Regions from separate parts of the Homo sapiens genome. Here region 1 is linked to region 2. Evidence: chromatin loops called from intact Hi-C (ENCODE). Cell type or tissue: PC-3. All regions are shown on one strand.

Evidence for each region. Hi-C counts contacts between places; a loop is a spot of excess contacts. Peaks named below come from ENCODE experiments on the same cell type or tissue, not always from the same donor. Only the 100,000 strongest peaks of a DNase experiment are listed, where the experiment ranks them.
Region 1: a loop joins it to region 2, with 6 times the contacts of the local background. A loop is called at or near these places in 1 of 110 quality-filtered maps.

What each region holds. Positions count from the first base shown.
Region 1 is chr9:132,092,742-132,096,741 of GRCh38, forward strand. No RefSeq gene overlaps it. Among named protein-coding and RNA genes, the nearest start is that of MED27, 15 kb to the left of the region's middle. In PC-3, no CTCF peak of the experiment used is centred here; a DNase peak (open chromatin) is centred at 1,940; H3K27ac peaks cover 2,117 bases.
Region 2 is chr9:131,984,368-131,988,367 of GRCh38, forward strand. All of the region lies in intron 3 of MED27 (mediator complex subunit 27), which reads right to left. Among named protein-coding and RNA genes, the nearest start is that of MED27, 93 kb to the right of the region's middle. In PC-3, no CTCF peak of the experiment used is centred here; DNase peaks (open chromatin) are centred at 1,924, 2,474 and 2,924; H3K4me3 peaks cover 1,555 bases; H3K27ac peaks cover 4,000 bases.

The DNA.
Region 1 (4,000 bases), 110 kb after region 2:
AGGACATTATATAAACTTTTTTTAAAGTTTGTAAGATAATAAGAGAAACTTGAATATGTTTTGTATGTGTGTGGGTTTTTTTGTTTTTGAGACAGGGTCTCAGGCTGCCACCCAGGCTGGAGTGCAGTGGCTTGATCACTGCTCACTGCAAACTCTGTCTCCCAGGCTCAAGTGATCCTCCCACCTCAGCCTCCCGAGTAGCTGGGATTACAGGCGTGTGCCACCACACCAGGATAATTTTTGTATGTTTTGTAGAGACAGAGTTTTGCCCTGTTACCCAGGCTGGTCTCAAACTTCTGAGCTCAAGCAATCTACCTGCCTCGGCCTCTCATGCCTGGGATTACCATGCCCAGACATGTGTGTGTTTTTAAAGAGTCCTCTTTCAGAAGTACATACTGAGATATTGATGGGTAAGATTATATGTTATATGGAGGAGCAGAGGTAGATGGGGGAAGGTGAAATCAGATTGGCTATCAGCTGAGAATTATTGAGACTGGGATTCATTCTACTGTTCACTCAACTTATGTTTGATAGTTTGATAGTTTCCATAATGAAAAGTTTAGAGATTTTTTATTTTTTATTTTTGTTTTTAGGTACGTTATGTGGGTACTCAACATGCCATGAGTTTTTCAGATCCTAAGTTGTTATTTTGGGAATTTCTTGGTTCTTTATTTTGTTGTTAGAAATGAGGTCTCCCTCTGTTGCCCACAAGTGCAGTGGCACGATCATAGCTCACTACAACCTCAACCTCCTGGGCTCAAGCGATCCTCCCAACTAGCTGGGAGACAGGTGTGTGCCACCGTGCCCAGCTCAGGAATTTGTTGGTTATGGTGACTGCCTGGTAGAAATAAACAGGCCGTGCGGACTCTTGGGCACCATAAGCAACCTGTCCACTGTCCACTGTCCAATGTGATGGTCACTGCTGGAAAGGATGAAGATAACATGATACTACTAGCAATCACTTTACTTCCTCTGCATAGTATCAACAGGAAAATGACTTCTGTTTTTATCTTTGCCCAAAACATTGATGTCTTGTGTTATTTGCACTGGGAGGAGATAGTTGAAGTCTGTCAAAATGGTAGTTCATTCTATTCAACTGCTTGATTTGTGTGTGTGTGTGTGTGTGTGTGTGTGTGTTTTCATAACAGATGTAAATATGTAAAAGCTACCTATGGTAATCACTTTTATCAATTGTTTAATTACTTAAAGGTGAAGACTAATTTTTTAGAAAAATAACAGCTACATTGAGCTATAATTTACATACTATAAAATTTACCCTTTTAAAGTGTGCATACTTTATATATCCACAAAGTTGAGCAGCCATCACCATTATCCAATTCCAGAACACTTTCTGTCCCTCTCAGTCTCTGGAAACCACTTTTGGTCTCTATGGATTTGCCCATTCTGCAAAATTCATGTAAATGGAATCATACGATATGTGGTCTTCTGTGTCTGGCTTCTTTTACTTAAAATAATGGGTTTTTAAAAGTTTCATCCACGTTGTAACATGTATCAGAATTTTATTCCTTTTTATGGACAAAAAAAGTGGATAGACCACATTTTGTTTTTCCATTCAACAGTTGATGGGCATTTGGGTCATTTCCAATTTTTTGACTATTATGAATAATGCTGCTGTGAACATTTGTGTATAAGTTATTGTGTGGACATATGTTTCCAATTCTCTTGGATATTTATCTAGGAGTGGAATTGTTGGGTCATATGGTAACTCTGCTTACATTTCTGAGAAACTGCCAAACTGTTTTTCACAGTGGCTGCACCATTTTTTATTTCCACCAGCAATATATGAGGGTTCTTATTTCTCCACATCCTCATAGACACTTTTTATTATCTGCCTTTTTGATTATAGCCATTCTTGTGTGTGTGTACTGGAATCTCATTGTGGTTTTGATTTGCGTTTCTCTAATGACTAACATATTAGTCAGGGTTCTCTAGAGGGACAGAATTAATAGGATAGATGTATATATGAAAGGGAGTTTATTAAGGAGAATTGACTCACACCATCACAAGGTGAAGTCCCACGATAGTCCATCTGCAAGCTGAGGAGCAAGAATGCCAGTAGTGGCTCAGTCTGAATCCCTAAACCTTAAAAGTAGGGAAGCCAAAAATGTGACCTTCATTCTGTGGCTGAAGACTGGAGAGCCCCTGGCAAACCACGGTGTAAGTCCAAGAGCCCAAAAGGTGAAGAACTTTGAGTCTGATATTGGAGGGCAGGAAGCACCCAGCACGGGAGAAAGATGAAGGCCAGAAGACTCAGCAAGTCTGCTCATTCCACCTTCTTCTGCCTGCTTTCCTTTTTAAAAATTTTTTATTTCCATAGGGTTTTGGGGAACAGGTGGTATTTGGTTATATGAGTAAGTTCTTTAGTGGTGATTTGTGAGATTTTTGTGCACCCATCACCCGAGCAGTATATGCTGAACCCAATTTGTAGTTTTTTATCCCTCATCCCCCTCCCATCCTTTTCCCCAAGTCCCCAAAGTCCATTGTATCATTCGTATGCATTTGGATCCTCATAGCTTAGCTCCCACTTTGGAGTGAGAACATACGATGTTTGGTTATCCATTCCTGAGTTACTTCACTTAGAATAATAGTCTCCAGTTCCATCCAGGTTGCTGTGAATGCCATTAAGTCATTCCTTTTTATGGCTGAGTAGTATTCCATCATATATATATATATATATATATATATATATATATATATATATATATATATGTATATATGTGTACATATATATACATACATATATGTGTACATATATATGTATATATGTATATATGTGTGTGTGTATATGTATGTATGTGTATATATATATATAACATTTTCTTTATCCACTCATTGATTGATGGGCATTTGGGCTGGTTCCATATCCTGGCAATTGCAAATTGTGCTGCTATAAACATGCATGTGCAAGTATCTTTTTTATATAATGACTTCTTTTCCTCTGGGTAGATACCCAGTAGTGGGATTGCTGGGATTGCTTGGTCAAATGGTAGTTCTACTTTCAGTTCTTTAAGGAATCTCCACACTGTTTTCCACAGTGGTTGTACTAGTTTACATTCCCATCAGCAGTGTAGAAGTGTTCCCTTTTCACTGCATCCATGCCAACATCTATTTATTTTTATTTTTTTATTATGGCCATTCTTGCAGGAGTAAGGTGGTATCACATTGTGGTTTTGATTTGCATTTCCCTGATCATTAGTGATGTTGAGCAGTTTTTCATATGTTTGTTGGCCATTTGCATATCTTCTTTTGAGAATTGTCTATTCATGTCCTGAGCCCACTTTTTGATGGGACTGTTTGTTTTTTTCCTGCTAATTTGTTTGAGCTCCTTGTAGATTCCGGATATTAGTCCTTTGTTGAAGGTATAGATTGTGAAGATTTTCTCCCACTCTGTGGGTTGTTTGTTTGCTCTGCTGACTGTGCAGGAGCTCTTTAGTTTAATTAAGTCCCACCTATTTATCTTTGTTCTTGTTGCATTTGCTTTTGAGTTCTTGGTCATGAATTCTTTGCCTAAGCCAATGTCTAGAAGGGTTTTTCCAATGTTATCTTCCAGAATTTTTATAGTTTCAGGTCTTAGATTTAAGTCCTTGATCCATCTTGAGTTGATTTTTGTATAGGGTGAGAGATGAGGATCCAGTTTCATTCTCCCCCATGTGGCTTGCCAATTATCCCAGCACCATTTGTTGGATAGGATGTCTTTCCTCACTTTATGTTTTTGTTTGCTTTGTTGAAGATGAGTTGGCTGTACATTTTTGGGTTTATTTCTGGGTTCTCTATTCTGTTCTGCCTGCTTTTTCTAGCCACACTGGCAGCCAACTGGATGGTGCCTACCCAGTCTGAGGGTGGGTCTGCCTCTCCCATTCCACTGACTCAAGTGTTAATCTCCTCTGGCAACACCCAGAAACAATACTTTGCATCCTTCAATTCAATCAAGTCGACACTTAATATTAACCACCACAACTAATGATGCCAAGTATCTTTT
Region 2 (4,000 bases):
AGTGCCTGCCATTTAGCAGGCACTCAGATGACTATGAACTCAAGATCGACTTGTTTGCCAGGCACTGTTCTAGGCACTGGGGTTACAGCAGTCACCAGAACAAACAGGGTCCCTCCTTCACAGGGATTTGGGCCAAATAACAAAACAAAACACAACATAATACACCCATAAGAGAACAGCGGAACAGAGCGCTACAGAGATCTTAAAAAGGTGTATGATACAAAGTGACTGGGGAAGCTACTTTAGATTGGGTAGTCAGGGAAGGTCCCTCTGAGGAGGTGTCATTTCAGCTAAAAACTACAATAAGGAGAAAGTATTTAAATCTTCCACATGCTTCTCTGATTTTCCATCTTGCTGGTCTGCTGTGAACTCCTGAGGTGAGTCACAGTCCCTGTTTCTCCTGGCGCTTCCTGACATTTATACATTTATGCTGGTATTTTGAGCCTGGGACTGACCTGTTATGGCCTCACTGTGGACTTACATTCTGTCCTTATAAAGCTTCTCTTTGCAGCCATTTATACCATATGCCTTGAGCTCAACCTTATCTAGTATTTCTATTACAAGTCCAGTTTTCTTTTAGTTAGAAATACAGGATCTGTCTTTGTCTAACAGCTGTTTTATGTTGTACATAGCAGGGTTTAATTTTGGGGACAATCTGAGTCTTTTTCCTGTAGTAGATATTTATCTCATTGGTATTTATTGATATTGCAGGTGTGTGGCCTAATTTGGTGGTCTTATGAGACTGTTTTGTTTTATCTTCTTTTATGTCTTATTTCATGTGTCCTGCTCTGGATGCTTGCTTTGGTTCTTTGCCTTTTGCTTTGCGGACTCTAAGTCTTTACTGTTTTCTTCAAGACTCTGGCATCCCCTTTCTTTTTAGTGCTTTTTAAGAATTTTCTTTCAAATTTTACATAATACACTAAAACCTCTATTTCTTAATGTTTAGATATATCTCCTGCTCCCAAATAAGATGAGAAAATTTGTCATCCCAATCTCCTCATTCTATGTGCTTTGTGAATATTTTTGCATTCCCATGTTTTATAACACAGTCAAGTGTCGCATAACAGTGTTTTGGTGAGACCGCATATATGACAGTGGTCCCATAAGATTATAATGAAGCTGGAAAATTCCTATCACATAGTAGCCATGGTAAAGTCACAGCACAACACATTACTCATGTGTTTGTGTTTAAGCTGGTGTCAACAAACCTACTGCACTGCCTGTCACATAGAAGCACAGCCTATACAATTATGTATAGTACAGAGTGCTTGATAATGATAATAAATGACTGTTACTGGTTTATGAATTTACTGTACTATAATTTTAATTGTTTTTTTTTTTTAGCATATACTACTTCTACTTATTAAAAACAGTTGACTGTAAAACATCCTCAGGCAGGTCCTTCAGGAGGGATCCAGAAGAAGGCATTGTTATCATAGGAGATGACAGCTCTGTGTGTTACTGCCTTTGAAGACCTTCCACTGGGACAAAATGTGAAGGTGGAAGACTCTGATACAGATGATCCTGACCCTGTGTAGGCCTAGGCTAATGTGTGCATTTGTGTCTTTGGTTTTAGCAAAAAAGTTTAAAAAGTAAGAAAAAAATAAATAAAATAAAACAAAAATAAAAAATAGAAAAAAGCTTTACAGAATAAGAATATAAAGAAAATCCTTTTGTACAGTTGTACAATGTATTTGTTTTAAGGTAAACGTCATAACAAAAGAATCAAAAAGTTAACAAAATGTAAAAGTTTATAAAGTGAAAAAGTAAGGCTAATTTATTACGGAAGAAAAAATGTTCTTACAGATTTAGTGTAGCTTGAGTGTACAGTGTCTGTAAAGTCTACAGCAGTGTATAGTAATGCCCTACACCTTCACATTCACTCACCATGGCTCACTGACTCACCCAGAGCAACCTGTAGTCCTGCAAGCTCCATGCATGGTGAAGTTCCTGTCCGGGTGTACCATTTTTTATCTTTCTTTTTGGTTTGTTTGTTATAGAGGCAGGGTCTTGCTATGTCGCCCAGGCTGGTTTTGAATTCCTGGCCTCAGGTAATCTTCCCACCTCAGCCTCCCAAGTACTGGGATTACAGGCATGAGCCACTGCACACAGCTCCATTTTTTTTTACCTTTCATACAGTATTTTTACTATACATTTACTATGCTTAGGTATGTTTAGATACATAAATACTTACCATTGTCTTACACTGCCTTTAGTACTCACTATGGTACCATGCTGTAGAGGTTTGTAGCCTAGGAGTAACAGGCTACACCTTATAGCCTAGGTGTGCCGTGGGTTCTACCATTTAGGTTTTTGTAAATATATGTTTGCACAATGATGGAAGAGCCTAATGATGCATGACTGTATTTACCTTCTGAAATATTATTCCTGACAATTACTTGGCCTTGGCTGTTTATTTAAACAGACCACTCACTTCACCATTTCTCATCAGAATGTAAGCTAATGAATCGTTACATCCCCAGTGTCTCAAACAGGGTTTGGCACGTAACAGGCAGTCAATAAATATTTGCTGAATGAATGAACTGACTTCGTTGATCCCTTGACTCACTGCATTTTGTCACTGAGTAGTTTTTTAAAGAAAGACTCATGGGCCTTTCCTTGAGTTCATGGATTTTTTTTTTTTTTTTTTTTTTTTTTTTTTTAGAATACTACTATCTTTCTACATAACTTGGTTCAGTATAAAATTATTGGGTCAAACTTTCCCCCAAATTTTGCACTGCTCCACTGCCTCCTGGTATTAAATGACAGCTGTGGAACTGTAATCTTCTGTGATAACTTCCCTTGCTGCACGTTCTCAAAGAGGTTAAGTCCCTTCCTGTGACTGACTAATGCTGGTGCATCTTTTACTAGTTTTAACTTCTTTTTTGTTTCTTTTACTAAGTGTATGAACAGGAAGATTTCAGAATCTGGGGTAACTCTGCCATCTAACATAAAGCCTCCAGAGTATCTGTAGATGTGGAGATGAGAAGGGTCAGAAGTCTCATGCGATGTGGTGTGTCCCTAAAGTAGCAAAGCGGAGTCATTTACTCAATGCGGGGAGGGGGAGCGGTGGGAATGTGGACAAGCAGGATCTTGAGCTCTTTCCAAAGCTGCATAAAACTGAGAGAAACTTCATTCTAAATAGAGTCTGTCTTAAAGAAATCACTACCTCCCACTAAATAATCACACCTGGCAATGCAAGAGATCAAACGGTTATTCAAATGATATTAAGTCAGTCTTTAAGGTATTTCAAAGGCATTCTTATTTTCTTGCAAATTTCCTCAATTTTCTGTCTCCTCTTGCTTTCTATTTACATTATCTTAGCTGTCAGGAGGACAATATTTTGACGCAATAACAGGCAATTAAAATGCTATGGGCAGTCATGAAGAATTATGCGTGAAACTGGTCCTCTCCCTGCTGGAATGGGTACAAGAAAACCTCATTAATTCTACTGGGGCAGTGGGGAAAGCAGTCAAGTAGGAATCAGGACACTGGGGATGGCCCCCGGTTCCTCTCTTAGTTGGGGCGGCTGGCCCTCCCTGGGCCTCAGAGTCTCCAGTTCCACAAAGAGAGTGTGCTCCAAGGTCCAATGCAGCAAAAACTGTCTGAAAAAGCCACAGTCTGTGTCCATTAAGACAAGGACTGGTTTAGGCGATTTTTAGGTTTACAGTTTTTAAAAATGTGAGCTACAAAAATCATTTCCGTAAATACAACAGTCAATAAGTAAAATCATGGTATTAAAAACCTAAAATTGTGAGCTCTTTTGCCTTTTTCAAAATTTCCTATAGCATAGTGGCTACTCAATCTTTTTAATTTCAGAAAACAACATGATATTGAGAAATAGTTTTTGTTAGCTACTTAGCCATGCTTGTCTACAAAGGAATAGTTATTAATGTATCAGTGGTACCTATTCATTAAAGGAGCCATTTATTCTGGCTCTTGCCATTTGAAAAAATAAAAAAAAAGAAGCCATTTATAGCTGACCCTTGAACAACGAGGG